Regions from separate parts of the Mus musculus genome. Here region 2 is linked to region 1. Evidence: chromatin loops called from intact Hi-C (ENCODE). Cell type or tissue: left cerebral cortex. All regions are shown on one strand. Links, peaks and the distances in the headings refer to the core of each region. The heading gives the core; the rest is flanking DNA. Region 1 holds the start of Gm9733 (predicted gene 9733). Region 2 has its middle 33 kb from the start of Sirpb1c.

Region 1 (16,410 bases), core at 5,370-13,369:
TCAGGTAATATTTGGAGGCACAGGGTTTCCCTCTGAATATATGTGACCATCAACCTGCCACAGGAGAGGATACTTAGGCTGCAATTGAGACTATTTCTTAGTAGCCACAAATTGAAGAAGAAAAGAAACATTGACAGCTTATGATCTTAAATATGGTATCTCTAGTTACTGGACTATTATGCTTTGTTTCCACAAGGGAACAGTTCTCAAATCTAATACACAGTGAGTATGGTTGACATTTAAGTAGCTTTCTGATCACTACTGCATATTAGATTCTGAATATGAGGAAAATCTAGAAACTTTGGAGCTGGTGATGAATGAAAATGCTGGTTGCATTTAAGAAATTCTGATACAATATCTCTTATGTATCAGGGTTCTAAGCAGAGACAGTTTCTCTTGGCTGGGCAGTAAGAAGGTAGGCTTTAATGAGATGTAGTTTCCAGGCCAGATCCCAACACTAACTGACTGTGTGGTCTTGGACAGAGCACATGCAGAAGTCACATATTTAACATGCTGGATTGGATAGTATGTGTGATTTTCATGTAAAATTCTCAAAGTCAAGACCTGGTTAGATGCTTCTGTCAGGAAATTCAAAATGAAAATCTGGCTGCCTCAGGCCTGGTTTTGGAAATCATCCACATGATACTTTTTCCAGGAGGCAAGAAATCATTGGCCCAAAACTTTAATGTCTGCAAGAATAATTCCATCATATAAAATGTTCTCTGACAGTCCCATATCAAGGACTTAGCTTTGTCCCAATACCTAAACCAGAGCTTAGAGTTTCCACAGGGAATGTGGGCATATTGGAAATGTTTGCAGTGTAAAGGAAATTTTAAGGAAATAAGAGATGTACATTATGCCCTGGCTTTGTCACTCTACCCTGATGTGCTTTTCCTCTTGGGAGAGAGAAGACACAAAGGTTGTGTGAGACCTCTTTCTTGACAAATTCTTGGAGTGTCTGTTGACATAGAGAGTGGAACTTGTCAGAATGAGGCTCCAATTAGGTGGGGGAAATACTCTCTAGAGGCAGTAGGAAATATCTCACCCCTTAACTTGGCAAGAAAGTCAGTCCTCTGTGGCTTTATATAGTCAATAGGCTGGGGTAGGTTGAGAAAAGTAAGTGCTGTGGAGAAGGCAGATAAAGGTATGGATTTATCCCATTTACAAGTAGGAAAATCTGTCTTCTCAGATTCTTTGCTCCACAGTTGGGATAGAGTGACCCTGAGAACATGTTCACAAAATATTGGGCACTGTGTGGATCTGTTGGAAATATCAGGGAAGAGGAAAACAATGGAGTACTTACCACAGACATACAACTGAGTGCCTCCCCCATACTGAAACTCCTCCTCTTCAGAGTATGTTCTCAAGAACTTCACACAGTAGTAAGTACCGTAGTCAGCAAGTGTAACATTACTGATGTGGATGGAAAAGTCCAGGTTGCTTCTTTTTGTAGCATCTGAAACATTTCTAACTCTGGGGAAGTGCTCTCCTGTGAAACTATATATTAACTGCCGACATTGTCCCATTTTTCTGATCCACTTTATGGGCCCCACAGGAAGCAGGGAGGTCACAGTGCAGTTTAAAATGGTCGACTCTCCAGTGATGACAGAAACTGATTTCTCAGGCTGAATCACCTTCAGCTCTTTTGCAGCTGTTCCTGCAGGAAACATCAGTTAATGTTCATCCTGATGGAAACCCTGTCTCCTCAACTTTTTGATCAAATATTCTCATTTACAAGAAAACATAATGATTGCATGACTCTAATTACAATTCCTCTCATTTGGACTTTTTAGAATAAGAATGTAATACAGATGAGGAAACTGAATCACAGGGTCATTGGGAATTGGGGAGGATTCTGACTGAAGCACCAGTTTGGTTTGGAATCCTCATACTTCATTCATTATCTTCTTGGTTTTCACTTTTTGTGTACATGGAATATGAAACTTCTGTTATAATAGTATTGGATTTATTATGTGTTCTTTGAAACCAATGAGGTATGAATATAGTGAGGTTTACATTTGTTTACAAGATCCTCATGATGGCATTTGCTTTATCAGATTGCGTGATAATGCCATAAACATGTCCCTATATGCAATAACAATCACCCAAACTAAGAAACAAAAGATCTAGTCAAAATAGGTAAGAGACCCACCTGTTACATGTCCCCCCTTTCCCTCCCTCAGTTCAGAGTCCAAAGGCCCAGGCGGCTGGCACCCTCCAGACCTACAATATCCCAACCATTCCCCACTTTCACTACTCAGGTGAACATTTACTGCTCAGGTACAGTCCATAGCAGACAGAAGAGGTAAGAGCTCTACCTACTGTCTTAACCCAGCCACACACACTTGTTTTGAAAGTCAATAACGCAACCCAAAGACACCTCCCTTCCCCAGTTCCATGTATTTTCTCATGGATATGAACAGACATCCAATGCTTAGGTGAATGCCAAACAAGAGAGAATGGGTAAGAGCCACACACACCATCTAAACCCTCCTACTTTCTCCTTTCTAAAAATACTCTGGTTCTGATACCTGCACCAACCATCTGCCTTCTGCTACCATGACCCTACTCCTACACATGCAGATCCTAATATTTAAGTGTAGGCCCTGCTAGTCAGAAAACAGAAGTCCTTCTGGAGCAAAGGGCATTCTAACAACCAGAAGTCCAATCTCCAACTCTGACTAAGACTCCTTGCAGAGACACAAGTCAAGCTAGCCACCAGAAATATGGACCACAGACATCGGAAAAAGACAGAGGAAAGAGAAACTAAGAAACAAAATACCCATCCAACAAAAATAAACTTACAATATGACTCCTAGAACAATATTTATTATAAACACAAATGCTAAGATGGCACTGTAATAATATGTTCAGCAATATCCAGGACAATATGGCATCACAAGATCCAAATGTTCTACTTTAGCATACTTTGTGCATAAATGAAGCATAAGAAATGATCATAATACCAGCTTTTTGAATGTGATAGGGGTCTTAAAAAGAAAATGAGAAAACTAGGAAAACACAAACACAATAGAAGGGAAAAATACAACCATAAAGAAAAAAAATACCCAAATAGGTGGAGAAAATGAAGACAACTCTTCAAGAACTGGAAATGAAAATAGAAGCAATATTGAAAACATAAAGTGAGGCAATCATGGAGATAGAAAATTTAGGTGGGTAAACAGGAACTTCAGATGGAAGTATCATCAATAGGTTAAAAGAGATGGAAGAGAGAATCTCACACATTGAAGTTACACAGAAAAAAACAAACAAACAAACAAAACTCAAAAAACCCCTGATAAATCTCTGAAGGAAAATATCAAATCTAAAGCCACAAAACCTCAAAAATTCTGGGGCACAATGAAAAGACCAAACCTAACAATAATAAAATCAGAAGAAGGAGAAAATTCTTACCTCAAAAGCCTAGAAAATTATTTTCAACAAAATCATAGAAGAGATTTTTCTAACACAAAGCAGAAGATTTTTATAAATGTATCAGAAGCTTACAAAACACCAAATAGATCAGAAAAGAAATACATTGCCACATAATAATAAAAAGCCACTAGACACATAGAACAAAGAAAGAATGTTAAAATCTACAAGGGAAAACAGGCCAAGAAAGGCATGGAAAGTTTTCTTGCAGACACTAAATGACCACAGATTCTGGCCCAGAATACTTTACCAGCAATACTTTTAATCACCATAGATTTAGAAAACAAAATATTTCATGAGAAAACCAAATTTAAACAATATTCATCCACAAATCCAAATCCAACACCACAGAAGTTTCTAGAAGAAAAACTTCAACACAATGATAAAAATTGCATCCAAAACAACACCAGAAATAAATAGTAGCATATATGCAAAAGAAAACACACACACACACACACACACACACACACACACACACACACACACACACACACACTATTATCCACCACCACCAACAATAATAACAAAAGAATAGAAATTAACAAACATTGGTTACTGTACTGGCTGGTTTTGTGTGTCAACTTGATATAAGCTAGAGTTATCCCAGAGAAAGGAGCCTCCCTTGAGGAAATGCCTCCATGAGATCCAGCTGTAAGGCATTTTCTCAATTTGTGATCAAGGATGGGAGAGCCCGTTGTGGGTGGTGCCATCCCTGGGATGGTAGTTTTGGGTTCTATAAGAAAGCAAGCTGAGAAGCCATGGGAATCAAGCCAGTAAATAACATCCCTTCATGGCCTCTTTAGCTCCTGTTTCCTGACCTGCTTGACTTCCAGTCCTGATTTCCTTTGGTGATGAACAGCAATGTGGCAGTGTAAGCTGAAAAAACCTTTTCTCCCCAATTTCCTTCTTAGTCATGATGTTTGTGCAGGAATAGAAATCCTGACTAAAACAGTTACTAGTAGCATTCAATATCAATGGAACTAAATTTCCCAATAAATACAAACAGCTTAACAGAATGAATGTGAAAACAGGATCTATCTTTATACTAAATACAATAAACATACTCCAACAACAAAGATAGACACTACTTCATACAAAGGGGTGGGTTAAAAAATGCACCCAAATGGCCCAATAAGTAGATTGGTGTAGCCATTCTAATATGAAACAAAACAAACAAAACAAAACCCTCAAAATTCTCCCAAAACAAAACAAAACCAACCAAAATAAACAGACTTCCAACTAAAATTAATCCAAAGAGATGGGGAAGTACATTTTATAGTAAGCAAAAGAAAAATGCATCAACATCACAGCTCTATTCTGAGCATATATGCCTCAAGCACAGGACACACATTTCTTTGTATAAAGAAATTGTGTGTATATGATTAAATCACACATAAAATCAAATCCATTACATTAATAATGAAAGACTACAATATCCCACACTCACCAATGGACAAGTACTGCAGACAAGAACTAAACAGTGAAATAATGGAGTTAAAAAATTCATACTCAAATGTACTTTCTTCACTGCATCTCATGGAACTTTCTTCAAAGTCAAGCACATGCTCAGACATAAAGACAATTTCAACAGATACAAGGTAATTGAAATAAACCTTGTATTCTATAAGACCACCATGTCTTAAAGCTGTATTTCAACAATAACAAAATCAATGTAAAGCCTACAAACTCATGAGAACTGAACAACACATGCTGAATGACAATTGTGTCAGAAAAGAAATAGGAATAAGAAATGAAAGGCTTCCTAGAGTTCAATGAAAATGAATGCACAAATCCCACAAACTATGGACTCAGTAAAAGCAGTGCCAATAGGAAAGTTCATAGCCCTCAGCACTTTCATAAAGAGCTTTGGGAGATCTATATAAGTAATTTAACATCACTCATGAAATCTCTAGAACAAAAGGAAGCAAACACATCCTAGAGAAGACTGCAGAATAATCAAACTGAGGGCTGAAATCAATAAAATAGAAACAAAGAGAATCAGTGAAATAAAGACTTGGCTCTTTGAGAAAATAAACAAGATTGACAAACCCTTATTCAAAATGACCAAGAGGAAGAGAGAGAGAGAGAGAGAGAGAGAGACAGAGAGAGAGACAGAGACAGAGACAGAGACAGACAGAGAGAGACACAGAGAGAGACAAAGAGAGAAAGACAGAGAAAGAGACAGAGAGATATTCAAACTTACTAAAAGTCAGAGAGAAATATACAAACTGATAAGTCAGAAATGAAAAGTGAAACATAACAGCAGACACTGTAGAATTCCCAACAAATATATCTTATTTCAAAGACCTATATTCTACAAAATGGGAAACCTAAAAGAAATGAACAATTTTCTTGATAAATACAGCTTACCAAAGTTAAATCAAGACATGATAAATAATTTAAATAAAACTATTACCCCTAAGAAAATATATCATTAAATTTTTTCCTAACCCCAATGAACACAGGGCCAGTTGATTTTAGCATAAAATTCTACCACACTTTCGAAGAGAGAAATTACCGATACTTTTCCTATTATTTCACAAAATAGAAACAGACAGAACATAGCCAAAATAATTTTATGCAGCCACAGTCACCCCAGCAGTGAAACCACACAAAGATGCAACAAAACAAGAGCATTGCAGACCAATTTCGCTTGTGAGCGTTGATATAAAAATACACAATAAAACACTTGAAATCTGAACCCAAGTACACATCAAAAACATTATCAAGTATGCCTCATTCCAGTGAGGAAGAGGAACTTTTAACGTTTGAAAATCAGTCAATGTAATTCTCCATAGGGGGAAAAACCCTGAAAAAAAAATCAGACATAGTCATATCCTTAGATGTTGAAAACATCCTTTTGATAAATCCAAAACCTCTTCTTGATAGAGAGATCAGGAATATAATAGATATGTCCAAACATAATAAAGACAGGTTACAAGAAGTCTATAGGCAACGTCAAATTAAATGGATAGAAACACAGAACAATTGCCCTACAATCAATACAAAGCAAGGCTGTCTACATTTACTATATCTCTTCAATATCCTACTTGACATTCTAACTATAGCAATAAGTTACCTAATGGAGATCAGGGTGATACAAATCTGAAAGGAAGACTTCAAAATATCATTATTTGCAGATGATGTTATAGTATACATAAGTAACTCCCAAATTTCTATCAAGAAACTACTACATTGCTTAAGAAAAACAACTTAAGCAATGTGACTGGATACAAGATTAACTCAGAAATAGCAGAAGCCCTTCTACATACAAACAACAAAGAGTCTAAAAAGAAATCAGGAACTTAACACCCTTAACAGTACCTGCAAACAATATAAAAAATCTGGGGGTAATTCTAAAAAAGCAAGTGAAAGTCCTGTTTGACAATATCTTCATGTCATTGAAGAAAAAAATTGAAAAAGTTATCAGAGCAATTTGCAAAACACATGAAACTCAAGAAGAAGGAAGACCAAAGTGTGTATACTTCGCTCCTTCTTAGAATGGGAAAGAAAATACCCATGGAAGGAGTTACAGAGACAAAGTTCAGAGCTAAGACAGAAGGAAAGACCATCCAGAGACTGCACCACCCGGGGACCCATTCCATATACAACCACCAAACCCAGACACTATTGTATATGTCAGAAAGATTTTGCTGACAGGATCCTGACATAGCTCTCTTGTGTGAGTCTATGCCAGTGCCTGGCAAATACAGAAGTGGATGCTCACAGTTATCTATTGGATGGAACACAGGGCCCGTGTTGAAGGAGCTAGAGAAAGTACCCAAGGAGCTAAAAGGGTCTGCAACCCTATAGGAGGAACAACGATATGAACTAACCAGTACCTCCCCAGAGCTGTGTCTCTAGTTGCATATGTAGCAGAGGATGGCCTAGTCAGCCATCAATGGGAGGAGAGGCCCTTGGTCTTGCGAAGATCATATGCCCCAGTACAGGGCAATGCCAGGGCCAAGAAGCAGGAGTGCGTGGGATAGGGAGCAGGGTGGGGAGGTATAGGGGGCTTTTGGGATAGCATTTGAAATGAAAATGAAGAAAATATCTAATAAAAAAGAAACCTGCCCTATTTTCTAATTAATAATTACTAATGCATATAATAACAATCAGCGAAAACAGGGTTCATGAATTTGAAAGAAAGCAGAGAGGGGAATATGGGAGGGCTTAGAGGGAGGAAATGGAAGGCATAAATACTGTGATTATAATCTCAAAAACAAAATAAAAATGTATGGTATAAAAAAAGAAAAAGTTATCAGAGGATGGAAAGATCTCCCATGCTCATGGATTTGTAGAATTGACATGGTAAAAATGGGCATTTGTCCAAAATACAAAATATAGAAACAGTAAATATGTCTTCTGTTACAACATGATTGTCTAGACATGACAGATGTAGTATCAGTTTCTCTGCAGTGTTTCTTATTTGCACAGATTATAAAGTAGCTTGATAAGTTTATTCTATGAATGTAACATGGTAAATAGGGGGCAATTTGAATGTCAGTGGCATGTGCCTATGTGCTACCACATCTCTTACAAAGAACTAAAGCAGAAACCAACTGCACTTTGAGGCAACCCACTATGGAGATGAGAAGGAACTCATCAAGAGAGTATCTAGAACTTTGGCTGGGATGAGGGCACAGAAAACTGAACTTAGTCTAAAAACTGTGGAATTTACTTTCCAGAGTGGATTTGAGAATCTCATCTAACTCCATTTTCATGAATGTAGGTGATCATAGGTAGGGGAAACATTATGTTATTACAGGCTTTTTCTATTTAAGAAAATCAGCTGAAGTCTGCATAGCAGCTATGCCTTGGGGCAGAGGCCAACCACACCTGTCCTCTCTCTTCTATTGTCAGAGAGCAGGTAATAGTAGCTATGTACTATCTAAACCATTGAAGTATTTCAGACAGAAATCCCAGGACATTAGCACTTGGGTTATAGCCTCACTATTCATCTTACCCAGAAGAACAATGAGAGCAACATGTGACCTGTCCAGTGCACCATGATGATGTAGGGGAAATGTACTTCAGCAAAGAGAAGACTAGATCATGTTAGGTAGGAATAAGAGTCAAGAACATTGCATTTCTTTTGCTAAAGGATATGTGGTTATCAATATGTGCTGGGCATTAATGATAGGATTAAGAATAAGTGAACACTGTTTATCTGTCACGACTTTGCCTCTAGGTCCTATCTTAATTTGTTACAAAGTCCATGGCCTGATTAAACAACTTAATAGGCAAATTATGTTTCTTCTGATGTTTCTGTCTATATTGAGAATGGCCTCATGCCATTGTGGCTGTTTGTTTTATGAACAAGAACTTCAGACCCCTTCTTCTCATCAGGCTTCAGAGCCAAAGTCATGTTCGCATAGCTGAGATTAACTCCGTATGTATTGAAGAAATACCATTCTATTGTTACTAGCACTGCCCCTGTTGGAATGCTTATACACTGTGCTTCCTCCCCTCCATTCTGCAGTCACAGTATGCCTCACCTATGTAGGTTGTTTATGGCTTTATAGTTCTCTTTGGCTTGATCATGTAATGAACTTTGGTAAAGTTATTAGAATAATCTAAAATGTAAAGAGGGACTTTATCACAGTGCTAGGTTGGAAATAAAACTTACACTGTATAATACACAATCTTCAGGAGAAAGCACATTTACTATAAAGGACCTTTCATCAATGTAGCAGAGATAACAGATTATTCGATGCATAAATCTCAAGTAGAACTTTCAAGTGTTCACTGAAAACCAGAAGTTGACAAGGTACCAGCAGGATGCCTTTTAAAGTACAACATAATTCTAGCAACAGTTCCTGAAGGACATCATATCAGTTAAATTCCTGGCAAGGAACTTTAAGAAAAGATTATAAGGAGTGAATGATTTGATAGCATACATTGGAAGTATAAGTGATATTACAGATCTTCCTTCCTCAAGAGAGCACAGGCATGGAACTATGGTCCATGACCCTTGGATGGTTTGAGTTTTAACATATTGGAAAGGTGGGAGGAAGGAAGCTGAGGTGTCAGTACCGAAACATGAATGAATACACTTAGAAGAAAAAGCTAAAGTCCAGCCCTTCCCAGCTTCCCCAATAGCCATCTAGGTTTATTTAGCAGTGAACTTGAGTGGCTTCTCGAGCGAAATTATCATCTCAGGCTAAACAAGTCCAGGGAAATGTCCTGCATGACCTGTATATTTTAGCTGAAATTCCTTTTTTTCAGATGCCTGGGTCCCAAGACTAGGGTCTTTACTCTCACATCAAGTGTGATCCTTCAGAAAATTCTACAGGCTCCACTTCAGCACTTAAGGAAACAGAGATCTCTTCCTGTCCCTCTCCTTCCAGTATCCTGGGCAAGCGGTCCTTGCTCAATTCTCACATGCATTAACCTCCTTCTATTTCTCCTTGAAGAGTTTGTGTTCAATCATGACATAAAAAAATCAATTTAAAATTCATATATACTGTGGTGCTTCTTTATGCTCAGCCTGAAGTTGCTCCAATTTACTTAGACTGAAAGCGCTAACATTCAATGGCAGGAAGCTCTACTTATGGCCTTTACATATGCTAATGCCTTCAGTAAAGCTTTTTGGTAATGCTTGGCCACATGACTCATTCTCATATTCCATTTCTATCTTTATATATCTCTAATATTTTATCAATTTTCTTCTTCTCAATGATGTTCATACTCATCACCCAGTTTTTGATATCTAAGTCTCCAAAAGTCTTTTTATTTTTTTTAGACAATTGGACATTTGTCCAAATATACTTCATTAAAATATTATACATTTCACCATTTTTTATTATCACTTACCCTAAGAGAATCTAAGATCTACATGAGTGACTATGCCTCCAATTCTTTTCTCCATTGCCACACACGTTCCCAGAACAGCCTCTAACTCCTAGTGAGTAGACAACAAACATCTTCCCTATGTACTATTCATTCAGTTTGACATCTTTCTAAGTCACTGGAACTCATTTTAAATTGGTAATCTATGGAGAATAGAAGCCAAGTGAAGGACATTTTCAAGAAAAACTGTTTGCATGTAAGAATGAAGAGTCTAGGAAATAAAAACTATAGACCCAGTCCTTACTTCATTATGCTAAAGCTCACAGGACCAAACAGAGTTTCTGTGAAGTTATTTACTAAGACCTCAGTCAGAAAGCCTGAGAACAGTCCAAAGTTCTAGATGTTGCAATAACTGTTGTTTGTACTTTTGATCCCTTTGTGTGTCAGTGTCAGTGTGACAAGATCATGAAACTGATATGTTGGCCCATATGATGTAGAAGTATGGATTGCTTCTCACAGAATCTGGGACATGGTGAATTTTTATGACTTTGAAAAGTAAAGTAATTTCTCCATTAATTTACTGAGTCATGGAGGCCTCAACTGACACTAAATGATCTGCATAAAAATATGGATCTGGTTACAGTTTATGAAGTTGAGTTTAGCTATAGAAACAAATGTTGATCTAAATATAATTATAGCTTGCCATTTATCTTTTTATTGATTTGAAAAGCAACTGGGATCAGCAGTTTAAATGAAGAAATACTTCGTCTAGCTAATTGTTTCAGACAGAAAAAGATTCTGAGGGTTGACTGTTCCATTTGTCTCACTTTGGGCAGAAGCTCATCATGATGATGGTCTGTGATGGAACAATGTTGTTCATCTCGTGATGGCAGGAAACACTGAGTGGCAAGAATGGATGTGGGCTACATCCTTCAAAGACATGTTTCTGTGACCTACCCCACTAGTCCTTCACATCCAAAAACTGAACCAACTTTCAAAATAGTGCCATAATCTGTTGAAAGGATTTTTAGTACATGGACTTTTGGATATGTTTGAAACTCAAAGCATAACATTTGTGTAAAACCACTTCCAAGTACAGAAGCAAATTTCTAATGTAAATCAATCAATAAGATCAGAAGTTGTCCTACATATTACAGTTTAGAATTTTAATTCACTAACAGTTCTTTTGCACTGAGATTTGGGGGAATCCATCAGAAAACCATGAGGTAGGAAGACAGCAGTAAAGCAAAGAGTGGCTGGAACATGAATAAAAAGAATACAGCAGGGCCATACATCACTGAGATATGCCCTTCATCCTTCTGGCCATGTAGGCTGGTAACATTTAGACAAAACAAGTTGTATTTATATACTTAGGAACATATAGATATATATGAGTAAGTGTGTGTATGGGTGTGTGTGTGTGTGTGTGTGTGTGTGTGTAAAGCACTTAAAGAAAGAAATAAACAAGGGCTATGGACTTGAAAAAGAGACAGCAGAGAAATGAAGTAATTATATATTAATTTTAGAAAATTTGAAATACAGAAAGCTTCAGGAAGTGTTAAAAGAATCAGCAGGACTATTCTCTTACCGCTACTCCCAGGTGCAGAGAGAGTGTAATGAGGACATTTAAAAATTAAACTTTTATCTTGTTAGACAATATAACACATGAGCCAAAGTGGAACCTGAAGGTTGCTATGCCCAGACCTAAAGCCACGGAATCAGTAATAGAGTCTTCCTCACCACCGAAAAATGAACAGCTAACAAATATTCTTAGGTGAACCGTGAGCAGGGAACACTCAGTGTGTCACTAATCCTGTTTGCTACAAGTAGAAGGAAGGAAAGTTCACTGGAGAAGATTGAGAAGACCAGGGACATGTGGGGACCTGTTATGGATACATTGCTTATACTCTACATATCAATGCCATAATCTCATGTGCCATATAGTGACTATATATGGTGGAGAGTATTTAAGGAGTTAAAATCAATAGAAGTCATTTGGGTGAGTATTAACCCAATGTGATTGGTTTTATTTCAGGAAGTAGAAAATATCCACAGAGAAAGAATGAGGTAAGATAATACATAAAGACAGAAAGAGAAGGTTTAATTTATAAAGTAGAAGCATCTTGGAAAAAATATCTCTGTGGGCACCTTGACTCTGAGATTCCAGTTTTCAGAATTTTGAGGAAATGAATGTCTACTCTTTTGACCACCACACTGTGGTACTTGTTACAGCAACCACAGCAGTAAAATACAGCGTTAGATGAGAAAAATATTAGTACATGCTTGTCATGGAAGCAATAACCATGTGAGAAGACTGAGATCAGTTGAGGGAGGAACTGCAGGCCTGAAGACAAAATGAGAAACCTACGCAAGACAGTATAGTGGCTGAGTATTGCCTAACATGCTTCACCTAGAATCCTGTCAGTGGTCTGCATGTCAGCCTCAGTGTTTCAGGAAATGAGCAGAGAGTACTGAGCTTAGTGACAGGTAGCCCCGTCAGCTTCATTGGCAGTGACTCCTGGCTCTGATGGGCCTAAGAGATACAGTAATTTAAGTGAGATTCTGTGAACCAACTTTTATTAGGTGAAGTATTAGAAATCATGCTTTTTGAAGCATTTTTTAATAGGATGTTCTAGCTAAATGCTGCAACTTATCAACATGCTGAGCAGTGCTCAGGATTCAGGTAAAGACCCGAGACAACATGCTGGATTTCTCTCCTGGTGGCAGTTCAGGTGGTTACCCTTATTTCTGTAGTTTCAATAGCAGAAGATAGTCCAGAAGCAGGAAGATGATGCTATTGTTGTAACATGCTCACCTGTAAGTCCCAGGAGTAGAGTCATGAGCAGGGTTCTGTGGAGAGTATGTGGCCGGAAGTCCAGGTGATGCATGGTCAGGGTTAAGGAGTCTTTTCTACTTTCTCGTGAGGTCGTAGCTTCTGGCTGAAGAGAAAAGATGTACTGTGGCTTTTTCTGCAAACAGGATATGTCAGTGTTATGGAGAAACAGGAACAATACAGGTTATTTTGAAATAGATTCACAGTATTACAAGAAGCTGCAATGGAAGAGTTGTTTTTAACAGTTATTTGCAGAGAAACTCAGATATTTATACTTTAAGTAATCCTTTCTCTTTCTCTTAAACCTGTCTTGGATTCCTGTGGTTTCAAGATATCTTGACTTAGTAACTCCCCAGTTAGAATCCCCAAAAAAGAGTGTTTCCCATACACCCAAGTCTATATATCATTTTCCAGTGCCACATAAAACTTCACAGTTAAGGCCATATTTGTGAGAACAGCTCAGTGCTGGAGTAAACAAGATGTTTTTTCTCATGATCCTTTGAATGTCTTTTACTAATATCCTGATAAATGTAGTCAAAGTGAGACTTAAAGGCCTTTTTTGCATACACAAACATGTAACTTAGTATATGTTACAAATAGTATTAATTCTCAACCAGGCATACAAGAAACAGGCCACTAGGAACATATGTAAGTTTGATAAGGTTTAGAAGGCCTTTTAAACCATCTGAGTGGGATGTCTTTAGTTAATTGGTTTGAGAAAACTCATGTTAATTTTGGACAAAATTATGTTCTAGGTAGGGCATCTTGAACAATAAAATGGATAGGGTTAGATGAATTATAGCATATATGCATAAACTCTTTGCTCCCTACTCTTATCAATGGATATATAATGACTCCATGCTTCAAAATCTTGCCACCCTAATATCGCTACAATGATAAATTATAATTTGGAGTTGTAAACTCAATAAATCCGTGATCTTTTAAGTTGCCTTTGCCAGATGTTTCAATCATATCATCCTGATTTTTTTTTTCAGAGAGGAAATGGGAACCTTTTTTTTTTTTGTTGTTGGATATTTTATTTATTTACATTTCAAATGTTATCCCCTTTCCTGGTTTCTCCTCCTCAAACCCTCTATCCCATCTCCCACCCCTGTTTCTGTGAGGGTGCTCCCCCTCCCACACACCTATTCACTTCTGCCTCACTGCCCTAGCATTACCCTACACTGGGGCATCAAGCTTTCACAGAACCAAGGGTTCCCACCCACTGATGCTAGATAAGGCCTTCCTCTGCTACATATGCAGCTGGAACCATGGGTTTCATTCTTTGATTGATGGTTTAGTCCCTGGGACCTCTGGTGGTCTGATTTGTTGATATTGTTTTTTGCCTATGGGGTTGCAATCCCCTTCAGCTCCTTCAGTCCTTCTCCTAACTCCTCCATGGGGTTTCCCATGCTCAGTCCAATAGTTGACTGCATCAACATCTGTACTGGTCAGCCTCTGGCAGAGCCTCTCAGGAGTCAGCTTTTGACTTCTTTAAAATGGGAACATTTTAATAAGTATATTCCTTTTTCTTCTTTTTTTTTTAATTAGATATTTTCTTTATTTACATTTCAAATGCTATCCTGAAATTCCCCTACACCCTCCCTCTGCCCTGCTCCCCAATCCATCCACTCCTGCTTTCTGGCCCTGGCATTCCCTTGTACTGGGGCATATGATCTTATATTCTTAATGGAGCATGAATGTGTACATCAGTATACTCTGAAGGAAACTGAGTAGATTGCTTCTTGAGACATGGAGAACTAGTTGAAACAAGGATGTCAGTTTCTATTTTGTTAGAAAGAAGATATTTCAATTCTTACTGTGTTCAGATAGGAACTAGGGAGAAAGACGTATAAGGGTCCTCACTAACTTTAGATATGTGCTGGGAAAAAGAGCAAGAAAGCTAATCGTCAAGACCAAATTCTCTCCTATCTAATCCAGGTGTAAGAAATGTTTGCTTTGGTGTTTTAGGGGGTGGAAGAGCTAATCTTGGCTGTGAACACGATACCAGGGTACCTGAGAACAGGAACCTCAGTTGAGAAATTTTCTGCTCAATGCTGCCCTATGGGTATATCTGTGGTTTACTCTTTCCATTGGAAACTTAGGAAGATCTAGCTCAATTTGGGCAATGCTACCTTATGCAGGTGAACCCAAGCAGAATAAGAATGGAACTCAAGCCAGGTATGGTGGCACATGCCTTTAATCTCATCAATCAGACAGAGTCAGGTGCATCTCCCTGAGTTTGAGGCCAGCCAGTAGTACATAGCAAGACCCTGTTAACGGAAAATGAAAATTCCACTTTCATTTAATTTGAATATACTTATTTTCATCATTTGCCAACTTAGCCTCTTGATATCTCGCTTTCATTGTCATACAATAAGTCATGCCAGTAAAGTAGAAGACAGACAATGAGAATTTTAAGATACCACTTTACACTTATTGGCTAGAAGGCTGTGCATACGTTTGAGGATGCAAACAAATTTAGAGATAACTGGAAGGACTACAGTGAAGTATTTCTAGTTGAAAATGATGCTTCTGTGTAAGAAGCATATGAACCTCAACTGAATTATAGAAGTGACAAAACTTTGACAACTTTTTTGGATCACGGTAGGAATTGGCCATGAGCCTTTGTCCAATGTTGTAATATTATTCACTAACCAAGTACAGAATTGAAATGTATTTGTGATCTTCACATGAACCCGTCGAAGGCTGCCAAGGACCCCAGAGTACTCTCCATTCCTCAGGACCTCCGGATCACCTCGGGATCACAGGCGAGTGGATCGCAACATCAACTCCAAAGAATCAAGGAGGGTCTTGTGCCAGCAGGAACAGGGACAAAGGAACTGTGGGAAGCCGCCCTCACATTCGCGCAAGATGGCGCTGACATCCTGTGTTCTAAGTGGTAAACAAATAATCTGCGCATGTGCCAAGGGTAGTTCTCCACTCCATGTGCTCTGCCTTCCCCGTGACAACAACTCGGCCGATGGGCTGCAGCCAATCAGGGAGTGACACGTCCTAGGCGGAGGATAATTCTCCTTAAAGGGGAAGGAGTTTCGCCATTCTCTCTCTTGCTCTGGCTCTTGCTCTAGCTCACTTGCCCTCTTGCTCTCTTGCGCTCTGGCTCCTAAAGATGTAAGCAATAGAGCTCTTGCTGAGTACTTTCTTTTTGGAGGCACTCAGGGCTACGTGTTTTCCTCTTAGGACTGCTTTCATTGTGTCTCATAAGTTTGGGTATGTTGTGGCTTCATTTTCATTAAACTCTAAAATGTCTTTCATTTCTTTTTTTATTTCTTCCTTGACCAAGATATCATTCGGTAGAGTGTTGTTCAGTTTCCACATGAATGTTGGCTTTC
Region 2 (16,410 bases), core at 4,274-12,273, 550 kb after region 1:
CCTGAGATTCTCTCTTCCATTTCTTGTATTCTGTTGCTGATCCTCGCATCTATGGTTCCAGATCTCTTTCCTAGGGTTTCTATCTCCAGCGTTGCCTCGCTTTGGGTTTTCTTTACTGTGTCTACTTCCCTTTTTAGTTCTAGTATGGTTTTGTTCATTTCCATTACCTGTTTGGATGTGTTTTCCTGTTTTTCTTTAAGGACTTCTACCTGTTTGGCTGTGTTTTCCTGCTTTTCTTTAAGGGCCTGTAACTCTTTAGCAGTGCTCTCCTGTAATTCTTTAAGTGACTTATGAAAGTCCTTCTTGATGTCCTCTATCATCATCATGAGAAATGTTTTTAAATCTGGGTCTAGATTTTACGTTGTGTCGGGGTGCCCAGGACTAGGTGGGGTGGGAGTGCTGCGTTCTGATGATGGTGAGTGGTCTTGATTTCTGTTAGTAGGATTCTTACGTTTGCCTTTCGCCATCTGGTAATCTCTGAAGCTAGCTGTTATAGTTGTCTCTGTAAAGAGCTTGTACTTCAGGTGACTCTGTTAGCCTCTATAAGCAGACCTGGGAGGGTAGCACTCTCCTTGGTTTCAGTGGGTAGAGTATTCTCTGCAGGAAAGCTATCTTATTGCAGGGAAGGTACCCAGATATCTGGTGTTCAAACCGGACTCCTGGCAGAAGTTGTGTTCCACTCACTAGAGGTCTTAGGATCCTGTGGGGAATCCAGTGTGGGCCCTTGCGGGTGTCAGGCGACTCCGCTGGCCAGGAAGCCCGGGGCTCGAGTGGAGCGGAAGGGGCTTTTGCCCCGGGTCAGGCACGGGCAGTCTGCTTCCCTATGTACCGCAGTCTCAGGTCCGCGCGATTGGATTGGGGCCGGCGCTGTGTTCCACTCACTAGAGGTCTTAGGATCCCGTGGGGAATCCTATGTGGGCCCTTGCTGGTGTCAGGCAACTCCCCCTTTATTTCTTCTTTACCAATTTTTGTCCTCTTCATCTCTTTTTGTTGTCTTATTGTTCTAGCTAACACTTTAAATACTATATTGAATAGATATGGGGAGAGTGTGTATCCTTGTCTTGTCCCTGATTTCAGTGGGATTGCCTCAAGTATGGCACCATTTAATTTGATCTTGGCTGTTGGTTTGCAGTTAATTGCTTTTATTATGTTTATGTATGGGCCTTGATCTCCTGATCTCTCCAATACTTTTAACATGAAAGGGTGTTATATTTTGTCAAATGCTTTTTCTGCATCTAAGGACGTGATCGTGTGATTTTTTTCTTTCTGCTTGTTTATATAGTGGATTACATTAATGGATTTTCATATATTAAACCAACATTGCATGAAGCCTATTTGACCATGGTAAATGATGGTTTTGATGTGTTCTAGGATTTGGTTTGCAAGAATTTTATTGAGTATTTTTGCATCGATATTCATAAGCAAGATTGGTCTGAAGTTCCCTTTTTTGGTTGGGTCCGTGTGTGGTTTTGGTATCAGAGTAATTGTGGCTTCATAGAATGCGTTTGGTAGTGTTCCTTCTCTTTCTATTTTATGGAATAGTTTGAGGAAAATTGGTATCAGGTCTTCTTTGAAGGTCTGGTAAAATTCTGCACTAAATCCACCTAGCCCTGGGTTGTTATTTTTTGTTTGTTTGTTTGTTTGCTTGTGAGGTTTTTAATGACTTCTTCTATTTCCTTGTATGATATGGGCCTGTTTAGATAGTTTGGAAAAACAATCCCATCATTTGAGTAAATAACTTCATTTATACAATATCTTAAGTCTCCCCTTCCTGTGAGTTTTTAATACAGTATGTTGTAAAAATAACTCTGTGCTAAGTTTCATAGCACATAATTTTTGTAAAGTCAAATCCATAACTCCAGAATGTAAAAACTGCACTACAGATTTAAAAGTACAAGTAGGAGAAACATAAATATGATTGATATTAGCACCAAAACGAAGCACATAAATCTAAGGTACATCCACAGAATTATTCACTTGCCTTTGCCCACTTTCTGAAATGAAGAGACAATTTCTTCCTTAACTTTTTGACTCTGTCTTTGGACAGTTTTACTTTTCTCCTATATTCACCTAACAGGATACTGCAATGAAATAATATCTAACATTTTTTTTATTGGTTATGCCTTCAGATGTTTGTTAACATATCATGGCTCTGTGTTTCATGTGAGTCTTGTGAAGGTAAATATACCCCAAATCTTCAGGCGATAAAAACAAAACAAACCAAAAACAAAAACCTACATCTTGGTTTTATAATAGCTGAATAGTATTCCATTGTGTAGATGTACCATATTTTTTCATCCATTCATTAGGTGAGGGACATCTAGGTTGTTTCCAGTTTCTGACTATTACAAATAAAGCTGATATGAACATAATTGAAAAAAGTATGTTTGTAAGATGTTGGAGCATCTTTTGCATATATGCCCAGGAGTGGGTCTTAAGGTAGAATTATTTCCAGTTTTCTATGAAATAAAACAAACCAAAACAAAGCAAAACAAACAAACAAACAAACAAACAAAAACGTTTTCTAAAGTTCTTGTACAAGTTTGCACTCCCACCAGCAATGGAGGAGTATTCTTGCTTTACATCTTTACCAGCACGTTCTAGCTTTTGTTTTTTTGTTTTTGTTTTTGTTTTTGTTTTTCAAGACAGGGTTCCTCTGTATAGCCCTGGCTGTCCTGGGCACCTCGTCACTTTGTAGACTAGGCTGGCCTTGAACTCAGAAATCTGCCTGCCCCTGCCTCCCAATTGCTGGGGTTAAAGGCATGCACCAACATGCCCACTGCTTTTGATTTTTTTATCTTAACCATTCTAATTGGTCCAAGACTAAACCTTATAGTTGTTTTGACTTACATTTCCCTGATGACTTTGATTTTTTTTTTTTTTTTTTTTTTTTTTTTAGTGCTTCTCTGGCATTTGAAATTTATTTAGATCTGTACCCCATATTTTTTAAATGGGATATTTAGGTAACTTGTATTTAACTTCCTGAGTTTTTTGTAAATTTTGGATATTGTCCCTCTGTCAGAAGTAGGATTGAAGAAGATCATTCCCCAGTCTACATGAGGATTGCTGGTTTCTCTTATTGGCAGTGTCCTTTGCCTTACAAAACTTTGCATGGAAATGAAGGGAACTGGAGAATATCATCCTTATATAACAGGAGCATGTTGTCTTCTGAGAGGTTCCACCCAGGAAATGACTCACACAGAGACAGAAACAAACAGACAAATGAAGAATGAAGCTTGTGGACTCTTACGTAAGAAAAGGAGGAAGGATTGTAGGCCTCAAAAGGGATAGGAATTCCACAGGAAGACCTACAGAGTCAACTAACCTGGACCTTTTGGGCTCTCAGAATCTGAAATACCAACCAAAGAACATATATGGTTTGGACCTAGGGCTCCCTGCTTATATTCAGCAGATATTCAGCTTGACAATCATGTAGGTCCTGAACAACTGGGATGGGAATTATCACAAAATCTATTGCCTGTATGTGAGATATGTTCTACTAGCTGGCCTGCCTTGTCTGGCATCAGTGTGAGAAGAAGCACCTAGCCTGGCAGAGACTTAAAATGCTGGGGGTGGGGGTGGGGGATACTAAGGGTCTCCCTACCAGCTCACAGGGGAAGGGGAGGAGTAATGGGGGAATGCAAGACACAATAACGAGATAGGTGGCACTGAGCAAAATGTAAAGTGAATAGGTAAAACAAAATCTTTAATTAAAAAATATACCTACAGCCAGTAACACACCCTGCAGAGAAAGCTCCCATACCAGGTGCTCTAACACACCCAGGATCATAGAACAGGAGTTGAGGAGGACACAAGTTCTGTCCCAACACTGGGAATAACTGAAACCATTGGGATCTGGTGACCCAGGAGCATTGCCCCACCAGTGGCTAGGGTTCTTTCTGGTCTGAGCAGGTTCCCTGAGCAGAACTTAGGCAAGAACTCCACAGCCAGACCCACAACACCCAGAGAAAGTTCCAATCCCATGCCGTCAAACATTGCCAAGATCCCAAGATCCCAGGAGCTTGGTCACACCAGGACCTCAGGGTCCCAGAGGCAGTTTAACATACCAAGGATCTCAGGAACAGAGATCCCAGAATCACAGGATCACAGAAGAAGCTGGACTCTGAGGAGTTCTGACACAACTAGGATCAGAGGAAGGACAGGATCCAGTCAAATATAGTGAGGGCAGGTAGCAGTAGAGATGACCAGATGGTGAGAGGCAAGCATAAAAACATAAGCAACAGAAAGAACGGTTACTTTGCATCATCAACACAGTTGTCCAACCAAAACAATGTCCTGGATACACCATAACATCATAAAATCAAGATTTGCATCTAAAATAACATGTCAGGATGATGATAGAGGACTTTAAGAAAGACACAAATAACTCACTTAACGATATACAGGAGAACACAGGTAAACAGGTAGAAGACCTGAAAGAAGAAACACAAAAATCCCTTAAAGAATTATAGGAAAACACAATCAAACAGGCAAGGAAAATTAACAAAACTATCCAGAATCTAAAAATGAAAATAGAAACAATAAAGAAATCACAAAGGGAAACAACCTTGGAGTTAGAAAACCTAAGAAAGAGATCAGGAGTCACAGATTTAAGCATCACCAACAAAATGCAAGAGATAAAAGAGAGAATCTCAAGGGCAGAAGATTCCATAGAAAACATTGACAGAACAGTCAAAGAAAATGAAAAAACGGAAATGCTCCTAAACCAAAAAAAATCCAAAAATCCAGGATGATTTTTAAAATGAGATCTTAAGATAATACATATAGAAGACAGCAAAGATTCTCAATTGAAAGGGCTAGTAAATATCTTCAACAAAATCATAAAAGAAAACTTCCCCAACCTAAAGAAAGAGATGGCTATGAACATACAAGAATCCTACAGAACTCCAAATAGTTTGGACCAGACAAGAAATTCTTTGAGTCACATAATGATCAAAACACAAAATGCACAAAACAAAGAATATTAAAAGCACGAAGGGAAAAGGGACAAGTAATCTATAAAGGCAGACCTGTCAGAATTACATCTGACTTCTTCCCAGATACTATGAAAGCCAGAAGATACTGGGCAGATGTCATACAAACCCTTAGAGAACACAAATGCCAGCCTAGACTACTATACCCAGCAAAACTCTCAATTACCATAGATGGAGAAACCAAGGTATTCCATGACAAAAGCAAATTTACAAAATAAATCCACAAACCCACCCCTTCAGAGGATAATAAAGGTAAAACTCCAACAGAAGGAGGGAAACCAAGTTCAAGAAAAAACAGGAAAGTAATCTTTCAACAAACCCGAAGAAGATAGCCAGATGAACACAATTACAACTCAAACAACAAAAATAAAAGGAAGCAACAATGCCTTTTCCTTAATAGTGCTTAATATCAATGGACTCAATTTCCCAATAAAAGGTCATGGACTAACAGACTGGATACATAAACAAGACCCAAGATTTTGGTGCATACAGGAAACCAAACTCATGAAAAAGACAGACACTACCTTAGAGTGAAAGGCTGGAAAACATTTTTCCAAGAAAAAAGTCCCAAGAAACAAGCTGGAGTAGCCATTCTTTTTTTTTTTTTTTTCAGTATTAAAAAGCTTATTTTTATTTTTATTTTTTCACCTCCTCCCCCCCAAAGCTAGTAATTTTTTTTTCCATTTTTTATTAGGTATTTAGCTCATTTACATTTCCAATGCTATACCAAAAGTCCCCCATACCCACCCACTCCCAATCCCCTACCCACCCACTCCCCCTTTTTGGCCCTGGCGTTCCCCTGTACTGGGGAATATAAAGTTTGCGTGTCCAATGGGCCTCTCTTTCCAGTGATGGCCGACTAGGCCATCTTTTGATACATATGCAGCTAGAGTCAAGAGCTCTGGGGTACTGGTTAGTTATTCTAATATCGAATAAAATCAACTTTCAACCTAACGTTCTCAAAAAAAAAAAAAAAAAAAAAAGGTAAGGAGGGACACTTCTTACTCATCAATGGAAAAATTTACAAGAATGAACTCTCAATTCTGAACATCTATGCTCCAAATGCAAGGGCACCCACATTCATTAAAGAAACTTTGCTAAAACTCAAAGCGCACATTATATGTCACACAATAATAGTGGAAGACTTCAACACCCCATTCTCATCAATGGAGAGATAATGGAAACAGAAACTAAATAGAGATATAATGAAACTAACAGAAGTTATGAAACAAATATGTTTAACGGATATCTATGGAACATTTCATACTAAAACAAAAGGATATACCTTCTTCTCAGCACCTCATGGTACCTTCTCCAAAATTGATCATATAAAATTTCAAAAAACAGGCCTCAGCAAATACAAAAATATTGAAATTATCCCATGCATCCTATCAGATCACCACACCACAGACTAAGGCTGATATTCAATAACAACACAAATAATAGAAAGCATATTCTTATATATATGGAATCTGAACAACAATATATGGAATCTGAACAACAATCTACACAATGATAGGTTAATAAAGGAAGAAGTAAAGAAAGAAATTAAAGAATTTTTATAGCTTAATGAAAATGAAGCCACAACATACCCAAACTTATGGGACACAATGAAAGCAGTCCTAAGAGGAAAACTAATAACTATGAGTGTCGCCAAAAAGAAACTGGAGAGAGCGTCCACTAGCAACTTGACAGCACACCTAAGAGCTCTAGAACAAAAGGAAGCAAATTCAACAAACAGGAATAGCACTGATAAGTGGATATTAGCCCAGAAACTTAGGATACCCAAGATATAAGATACAATTTGCTAAACACAAGAAACTCAAGAAGAACGAAGACCAAAGTGTGGACACTTTGCCCCTTCTTAGAATTGGGAACAAAACACCCATGGAAGGAGTCACAGAGACAAAGTTTGGAGCTGTGATGAAAGGATGGACCATCTAGAGACCGCCATATCCTGGGATCCATCCCATAATCATCCTCCAAACGCTGACACCATTGCATACACTAGCAAGATTTTGCTGAAAGGACCCAGATATAGCTGTCTCTTGTGAGACTATGCCGGGGCCTAGCAAACACAGACGTGGATGCTCACAGTCAGCTATTGGATGGATCAGAGGACCCCCAATGGAGGAGCTAGAGAAAGTAGCCAAGGAGCTAAAGGGATCTGCAACCCTATAGGTGGAACAACATTATGAACTAACCAGTACCCTGGAGCTCTTGACTCTAGCTGCATATGTATCAAAAGATGGCCTAGTTGGCCATCACTGGAAAGAGAGGCCCATTGGACTTGCAAATTTTATATGCCCCAGTACAGGGGAACGCTAGGGCCAAAAAGTGGGAGTGGGTGGGTAGGGGAGTGGGGGAAAGGATAGGGGGGACTTTTGGGATAGCATTGGAAATGTAAATGAGGAAAATACCTAATTTAAAAACAAACAAACAAACAGGAGTAGATGCAGGAAATAATCAAACAGGACTGAAATCAACCCAGTGGAAACAAAAATAACTATTCAAAGAATCAAGCAAACCAGAAGCTGGTTCTTTGAGGAAATCAAAAAAATAGATAAACCCTTAGCCAAACTAACTAGAGGGCATAGGGATAGTATCCTAATTAACAAAATCAGAAAGGAAAAGAGAGATACAACAACAGAATCTGAGGAAAATCAAAAAATTATAAGATCCTACCACAAAACCTTATACTCAACAGAACTGGAAAAACCTGGATGAAATCGACAATTTCCTAGACAGAAAACAGGTACTAAAGTCAAATCAGGATCAGATTAGTGATCTAAAGAGTCCCATATCCCCTAAAGAAATAGAAAGAGACATTAATAGTCTCCCAACCCTCCACCCCCCACCAAAAAAAAAAATCCCAGGACCAGATGGATTTAGTGCAGAGTTCTATCACACCATCAGAGAAGACCTTATTCCAATTGTCCTCAAACTATTTCATAAAATAGAAACTATTGTCCTCAAACTATTTCATATAATAAAAACTATTGTCCTCAAACTATTTCATACAAAGAAAGAGAACTTCAAATTTCCCTTATGAATATTGATGCAAAAATACTCAATAAAATCCTTGCAAACCAAATCCAAGAACACATCAAAATGATCATACATCATGCTCAAGTATGCTTTATCACAGGATTGCAAGGATGATTCAATATACAGAATCATTCAACATAATCCACTATATGAACAAACTCAAAAGACAAAAACCACATTATCATCTCATTAGATGCTGAGAAAGCATTCAACACAGTCCAACACATGTTCATGTTAAAAGTCTTGGAAAGATCAGGAATTCAAGGCCCAAACGTAAACATAATAAAAGCAATATACAGCAAATCAGTAGCCAACATCAAACTAAATGGTGAGAAACTGTAAGCAATCCCACTAAAATCATGGACTAGACAAGGTTGCCCACTTTCTCCCTACCTATTCAATAGAGTACTTGAAGTCCTAGCCAGAGCAATTAGACAAAATTGGCAATCTAAGGAATACAAAATGGAAAGGAAGACGTTAAAATATCACTATTTGCAGATGATATGATAGTGTATATAAGTGATCCAAAAAAATTCCACCAGAGAACTCCTAAACCTGATAAACAAATTCAGTGAAGTAATTGGATATAAAATTAACTCAAACAAATCAGTGACCTTTCTCTACACAAAGAATAAACAGGCTGAGAAAGTAATTAGGGAAATAATACCCTTCACAAAAGTCACAAATAATATAAAAAACCTTGCTACTATTCTTTTTTTTCATTTTTATTAGGTATTTTTTTCATTTGCATTTCAAATGTTATCCCAAACTCCCCTATACCCCCCCTCCACTCCCCTACCCAACCACTCCCTCTTCTTGGCCCTGGTGTTCCCCTGTACTGGGGCATATAAATTTTGCAAGACCAAGGGTCCTCTCTTCCCAATGATGGCCGACTAGGACATCTTTTGCTACATATGCAGCTAGAGACATGCGCTCTGGGAGTACTGCTTAGATCATATTGTTGTTCCACCTATAGGGTTGCAGCCCCCCTCAGCTCCTTGGCTACTTTCTCTAGCTCCTCCATTGGGGGCCCTGTGTTCCATCCAATAGCTGACTGTGAGCATCCACTTCTGTGTTTGCCAGGCACTGGCATAGCCTCACAAGAGACAGCTATATGAGGGTCCTTTCAGCAAAATCATGCTGGCATATGATTCTAAGTAAGGAAGTAAAGATCTGAATGATAAGAATTTCAAGTCTCTGAAGAAAGAAGATAGATAAACGATTAGCCAGACTAACCAGAGGTAACAGAGGTAGTATGCAAACTAAGAAAATCAGAAATTAAATGGGAGACGTAAAAATAGAAAATGAGGATATCCAAAAAGTCGTCAGATCCTACTAAAAGAGCATATACTCAAAAAAAAAAAAAAAACTGGAAAATCTGAACGAGACAGATAATTTTCTAGACAGATACTAGATACCAAAGTTAAACAAGGATAAGACAAACCATCTAAACAGTCCCATAACCCTTAAATAAATAGCAGTCAATAATAGTCTCCCAACTGCCCTTCTGGTTGTCTCCAGCTACAGGACACTTTGGGTGAAAATTCGATGGACATTCCCACAATCTCCAGAGGACTCTCCATTCGATCATCAGACTACAAGTGAGTAGAACACAACATCTGTTCAAAATCAATCCTGACGAGCCTGTGACACCAGGAGCAAGGACACAGGCTCAGGTTCCTTCTCATTGGTGCTGGTATACCTTAGTTTCCAACACACCAGACAGCACCGTGGTCCTCGAAGGAAACACAACTTAGAGGCACTGTAACACTCCAAGGATCTTAGGATTCCAGGATCCCAAGATGCCAGGAGCTTAATAACACCAAGATCTTAGGGTCTCAGAGAAAGGTTGACTGCCAAAATTTCTGAGAAACCCAGACTCCCAGTTCACAGGATCCTGGAATCAGATGACAGAGAAAGCTGGACTCTGAGGAGTCCTGAATAAACTGGGATTATAGGAAGGACACGCTCCAATCAGATATATTGGGAGCAACAAGCACTTGAGATAATTAGATGGCAAGAGGAAAGCATAAGAAAAGAAGCAACAGAAACCAAGGTTACTTGGCATCATCAGAATCAAACTCTACCACCATAGCAAGTCCTGGATACACCATCACACCAGAAAAGCAAGATATGTATCTAAAGTCACTTCTCATGATGATGATAGAGGACTTTAAGAAGGAAATAAATACTCCCTTAAAGAAAGACAGGAGAACACAGATAAACAGCTAGAAGCCCTTAAAGAGGAAACACAAAAATCCCTTAAAGAGTTGCAGGAAAACACTACCAAACAGGTGAAACAATTGAACAAAACCATCCTGGATCTAAAAATGGAAGTAGAAACAATAAAGAAATCACAAAGGGAGATGACTATGGAAATAGAAAAACTAGGAAAGAAATCAGGAAGCATCAGCAACAGAATACAAGAGATGGAAGAGAGAATCTCAGGTGCAGAAGATTCCATAGAAAACATGGACACAACAATCAAAGAAAATGCAAAATGTAAAAAGATCCTAACTAAAAAAAATCCAGGAAATCCAGGAAACAGAGAAGACCAAACCTAAGGACAATAGGTGTAGATGAGAATGAAGATTTTCAAATTAAAGGCCAGTAAATCTCTTCAACAAAATTATAGAAGAAAACTTCACTAACCTAAATAAAGAGATGACCATGAACATATAAGAAGCCTACAGAACTCCAAATAGACTGGACCAGAAAAGAAATTCTTCCCTAAACATAATAATCAGAACAAAAAAAATGCACTAAATAAAGACAGAATATTAAAAGCAGTGTCGTAGTTAGGATTTTACTGCTGTGAACAGACACCATGACCACGGCAAGTCTTATAAACAATATTTAATTGGGGCTAGCTTACAGTTTCAGATGTTCAGTCCATTATCATCAAGGTGGGAGCATGGCAGATTCCAGGCAGGCATGGGGAAGGCAGAGCTGAGAGTCCTACGTCTTCATCCAAAGGCTGCTACAGGAAGACTAACTTCCAGGCAACTAGGGTGAAGATCTTATGCCACACCCACAGTGACACACCCATTCCAACCAGGTCACACCTATTCCAACAAGGCCACACCTCCAGATGGTGCCACTCCCTGGTCCAAGGATATACAAACCATCACATTCCACTCCCTGGTCCCCATAGACTTATTCAAAAACATGAGTCTATGGGGACCATACAGAAAATGTGGTACATTCACACAATGGAGTACTACTCAGCTATTAAAAACAAAGAATTTATAAAATTCTTGGGCAAATGGATGGATCTGGAGGATATCATTCTTAGTGAGGTAACCCAATCACAAAAGTAGTCACTTGATATCCACTCACTGATAAGTAGATATTAGCCCAGAAACTTAGAATACCCAAGATACAATTTGCAAAACACAAGAAAATCAAGAAGAGTGAAGACCAAAATGTGGATATTTCATTCCTCTTTAGAATAAGGAACAAAACACCTCTTTAGAATAAGGAACATGGAAGGAGTTATAGAGACAAAGTTTGGAGCTAAGAGGAAAGGATGGACCATCCAGAGACTACCCCACCTGGGGATACATCCCATAATCAGCCACCAAACCCAAACACTATTGCATATGCCAGCAAGATTTTGCTGAAAGGACCCTGATCCTTGAGTGAGGCTCTGCCAGTGCCTGGCAAACACAGAAGTGGATGCTCACAGTCATCTATATGATGGAACACAGGGCCCCCAGTGGAGGAGCTATAGAAAGTACCCAAGGAGCTGAAGGGGTCTGTAGAAGTCCTTAAAGACACAACAAATAAACCCCTTAAAGAAATATAGGAAAACACAATCAAACAGATGAAGGAATTGATCAAAGCAGACCAAAATCTAAAAAAGGATGTACAAACAATAAGAAAACACAAATAGAGGCAACACTGAAAATAGAAAACCTAGGATAGAAGTCAGGATCTAAAGATGCATCAACAACAGAATACAAGAGACAGAAGAGAGAATCTCAGGCATAGCAGATGCCTTAGAAGATATTGACACAACAATCAAAGAAAATTCAAAAGAGAAAACCTCTTAATCCAAAGCATCCAAGAAATCCAGGACACAATGAAAGGACCAAACCTAAGAATAATAGGAATAGAAGAGAGTGAAGATTCCCAGTTCAAAGGACCAAAAAACGTCTTCAACAAAATCATAATAACCTTGCCTAACCTAAAAAAAAAAAAAAAAAAAAAAAAAAAAAGATGTCTGTGAATGTACAAGAAGCCTATAAAACACCAACTAGATTGTTGGACCAGAAAAGATAACGCTCTTGTCACATATTAATCAACACACCAAATGCACAGAATATTAAAAGTTTTAAGAGAAAAGGACCAAGTAACACACAAAGGCAGAATTTTCAGAATTACACCAGACTTCTCAACAGAGAGTCTAAAAGCCAGAAGGTCCTGGACAGATATTATGAAGGACTTCTACCTGTTTACCTGTAGCTTCCTGTATTTCTTTCAGTGAGTTATTCACATCCTACTTTAAGGACTCTATCATCTTCATGAAATAAGATTTTAGGTCAGCATCCTGGTTTTCGGGTGTGTTGATGTATCCAGGGCTTGCTGTGGTGGGAGAACTAGGCTCTGATGGTGCCAGAATATATTGGCTTCTGTTGTTTATGGTCTTGAACTTGCCTCTTCCCAGCTGGTTATCTCTGGTGTTAAGTGGTCTTGGTGTATCTGACTGATGCCTGCCTCAGTTCCCCTGAGCTCCTGTCTCTAGCTGCATATATGGTAGAAGATGGCCTAGTCAGCCATCATTGGGAGAAGAGGCCATTTGCAAAGATTGTATGCCCCAGTACAGGGGAATGCCAGGGCCAGAAAGCAGGAGTGGGTTGGTTGGGGAGCAGGGCGGCGGGAGGGTATAGAGGACATTTGCAATAGCATTTGAAATGTAAATGAAGAAAGTATCTAATAAAAAAAATTTTTAAATTGTTTAAAAAAAATGAAGCCGGGCATGGTGGCACATGCCTTTAATGCTTAGGAGGCAGATGCAGGCAGATTTCTAAGTTCAAGGCCAGCCTGGTCTACAGAGTGAGTTCTAGGACAGCCAGGGCTACATAGAGAAACCCTGTCTCGAAAAAAAAAAAAAAATAGAGGAAGATTTTCTCCCAATCTGTATCTTGCTGATGTCCTTTGCCTTACAGAAGCTTTTCAGTTTCATTTTCTTTATTTTTTGAGCCAGGGTTTCTCTCTATAGCCCTGGCTGTCCTGGAACTCACTTTGTAGACCAGGCTGGCCTCAAACTCAGAAATCCTCCCTCTGCCTCTGCCTCTGCCTCTGCCTCTGCCTCTGCCTCTGCCTCTGCCTCTGCCTCTGCCTCTGCCTCTGCCTCTGCCTCTGCCTCTGCCTCTGCCTCTGCCTCTGCCTCTGCCTCTGCCTCTGCCTCTGCCTCTGCCTCTGCCGAGTGCTGGGATTAAAGGCGTATGCCACCATGCTCACCAGCTTTCCAGTTTCCTGAGGTCCCATTTATCAATTCTTGATCTTATAGCCTGAGCCATTAGAGTTCTGATTAGGATACTTCCCACTGTGCCAATGATTTCAAGGCTCTTTCCCATTTTCTCTTCCATTAGATTCAGTGTATCTGGTTTTCTTTTGTTTTTTGTTTTTTAATTTTTTAATAGGTATTTTCCTCATTTATATTTCCAATGCTATTCCAAAAGTCCCCCATACTGCCCCCCCCACTCCCTTACCCACCCACTCCCACTTCTTGGCCCTGGAGTACCCCTGTACTGAGGCATATAAAGTTTGCACAACCAATGGGCCTCTCTTTCCACTGATGGCCAAATATGTCAGCTTCTGATACATATGCAGCTAGACACGAGCTCCCAATCAAAAATTCAAAACAGAGGAATCTTGAATGTACGAGAAGCCCTTACAGAAATGTCCAAAGTCCTTAGCCATCAGGAAAATGAAAATCAAAATGACCCTGAGATTCTACCTACATCAATCAGAATGGATAAGATCAAAATCTCAGGTGAAAGCAAATATTCATAAAAATGTGGAGAAAGAGAATATTCCTCCATTGCAGATATCTACAGAACATTTTATCCTAAAATCAAAGGATATACCTTCTTCTCAGAAGAAGGTGGGATTGCAAACTGGTATAACTTCTATAGAAATCAGACTGGATTCTCCAAGTTTCTCTCCATTTAGTTTGATGTTGGCTACTGGATCGCTGTATATTGCTTTTATTAGGTTTAGTTATGGGCCTTCAATTCCGGATCTTTCCAAGACTTTCATCACAAATGGGTATTGGATTTTGTCAGATGCTTTCTCAGCATGTAACGAGATGATCATGTGGCTTTTGTCTTTGAATTTGTTTATATAGTGGATTACGTTGATGGATTTCAATATATTAAACCATCCCTGCAACTCTGGGATGAATCCTGCTTGATCATGATAAATGATCATTTTGATGTGTTCTTGCATTTGTTTTGCAAGAATGTTATTGAGTATTTTGCATCGATATTCATAAGGGAAATAAGTATGAAGTTTCCTTTCTTTGTTGGGTCTTTATGTACTTTAGGTATCAGAGTAATTGTGGCTTCATAGAATGAATTGGGTTGAGTACCTTCTGTTTCTATTTTATGGAATAGTTTGAGGACAGTTGAAATTAGGTCTTCTTTGAAAGTTTGGTAGAAATCTGAACTAAACCCATCTGGTCCTGGGCATTTTTTGGTTGGGAGAATATTAACTGCTTCTATTTCTTTAGGGGATATGGGACTGTTTAGATCATTAATCTGATCATGATATAACTTTGGAACCTGGTATCTGTCTAGAAATTTGTCTATTTCATCCTGGTTTTCCAGTTTTGTTGAGTATATCCTTTTGTAGTAGGATCTGATGATGTTTTGGACTTCTTTAGGTCCTGTTGTTATGTCTCTCTTTTCATATCTGATTTTGTTAATTAGGATACTGTCCCTGTAGCCTCTAGTTATTCTGGTTAAGGGTTTATTTATCTTATTGATTTTCTCAAAGAACCAGCTCCTGGTTTGGTTGATTCTTTTAATAGTTCTTTTTGTTTCCACTTGGTTGATTTCAACCCTGAGTTTGATTATTTCCTACTGTTTACTCCTCTTGGGTGTATTTGCTTCCTTTTGTTCTAGAGCTTTTAGGTGTGCTGTCAAGCTGCTAGTGTATGCTATCTCTAGTTTCTTTTTGTAGGCACTCAGAGTTATGAGTTTTCTACTTAAGACTGTTTTCATTGTGTCCCATAAGTTTGTGTATGTTGTAGCTTCATTTTCATTAAACTGTAAAAAGTCTTTAATTTCTTTATTTCTTCCTTGACCAAGGTAGAGCGTTGTTCAGCTTGAGTAGAGTGTTTTCAGCTTCCCCATGAATTTTGGCTTTCTATTATTTATGTTGTTATTGAAGATCAGCCTTAGTCTGTGGTGATTTGATAGGATACATAGGATAATTTCAATATTTTTGTATCTGTTGAGGCCTGTTTTGTGACCATTTATATGGTCAGTTTTGGAGAAGGTACCAAGAGGTTCTGAGAAGAAGGTATATCCTTTGTTTTTAGGATAAAATGTTCTGTAGGTATCTGTTAAATACATTTCTTTAACAACTTCTGTTAGTTTCAATGTGTCTCTGTTTAGGTTCTGTTTCCAGAATCTGTCCATTGATGAGAGTGGGGTGTTGAAGTATCCCACTATTACTGTGTGAGATACAATGTGTGCTTTGAGCTTTACGAAAGTTTCTTTAATGAATGTGGCTGCCATTGCATTTGGAGCATGTTCAGAATTGAGAGTTCCTCTTGGAAGATTTTACCTTTGATGAGTATGAAGTGCTCCACCTTGTCTTTTTTGATAACTTTGAGTTGGTAGTCGATTTTAGTCAATATTAGAATGGTTGCTTCAGCTTGTTTCTTCGGACCATTTGCTTGGAAAATTGTTTTCCAACCTTTTACTCTGAGGTAGGGTCTGTCTTTGTTCTTGAGGTGGGTTTTCTGTATGAAGCAAAATGTTAGATCCTGTTTATATAGCCAGCCTGTTAGTCTGTAACTTCTTATTGGGGAACTGAGTCCATTGATATTAAGAGATAGTAAGGAAAAGTAATTGTTGCTTCCTTTTATTTTTGTTGTTAGAGGTGGGATTCTGTTCTTATGGCTATCTTCCTTTAGGTTTATTGAAGGATTGCTTTCTTGCTTTTTTTTAGGGTTTAATTTCCATCCTTGTGTTGGTGTTTTCCCTTTGAAGTGCTGGATTTATGGAAAGATATTGTGTGAATTTGGTTTTGCCATGCAATACTTTGGTGTCTCCATCTATGGCAATTTAGTTTTGCTGGGAATAGTAGCCTGGGCTGGCATTTGTGTTCTCTTAGTGTCTGTATAACATCT

What was found. Peaks named below come from ENCODE experiments on the same cell type or tissue, not always from the same donor. Only the 100,000 strongest peaks of a DNase experiment are listed, where the experiment ranks them.
Region 2: a loop joins it to region 1, with 4 times the contacts of the local background. A loop is called at or near these places in 7 of 42 quality-filtered maps.

The regions. Positions count from the first base shown.
Region 1 is chr3:15,319,111-15,335,520 of GRCm38, forward strand. It overlaps Gm9733 (predicted gene 9733), which reads right to left and starts at 13,192. Exons shown (of 3, transcript NM_001076679.2): 1 at 13,040-13,192; 2 at 1,304-1,657. The coding sequence starts at 13,112. In left cerebral cortex, for the core only: no CTCF peak of the experiment used is centred there; no DNase peak of the experiment used is centred there.
Region 2 is chr3:15,873,697-15,890,106 of GRCm38, forward strand. No RefSeq gene overlaps it. Among named protein-coding and RNA genes, the nearest start is that of Sirpb1c, 33 kb to the left of the region's middle. In left cerebral cortex, for the core only: no CTCF peak of the experiment used is centred there; no DNase peak of the experiment used is centred there.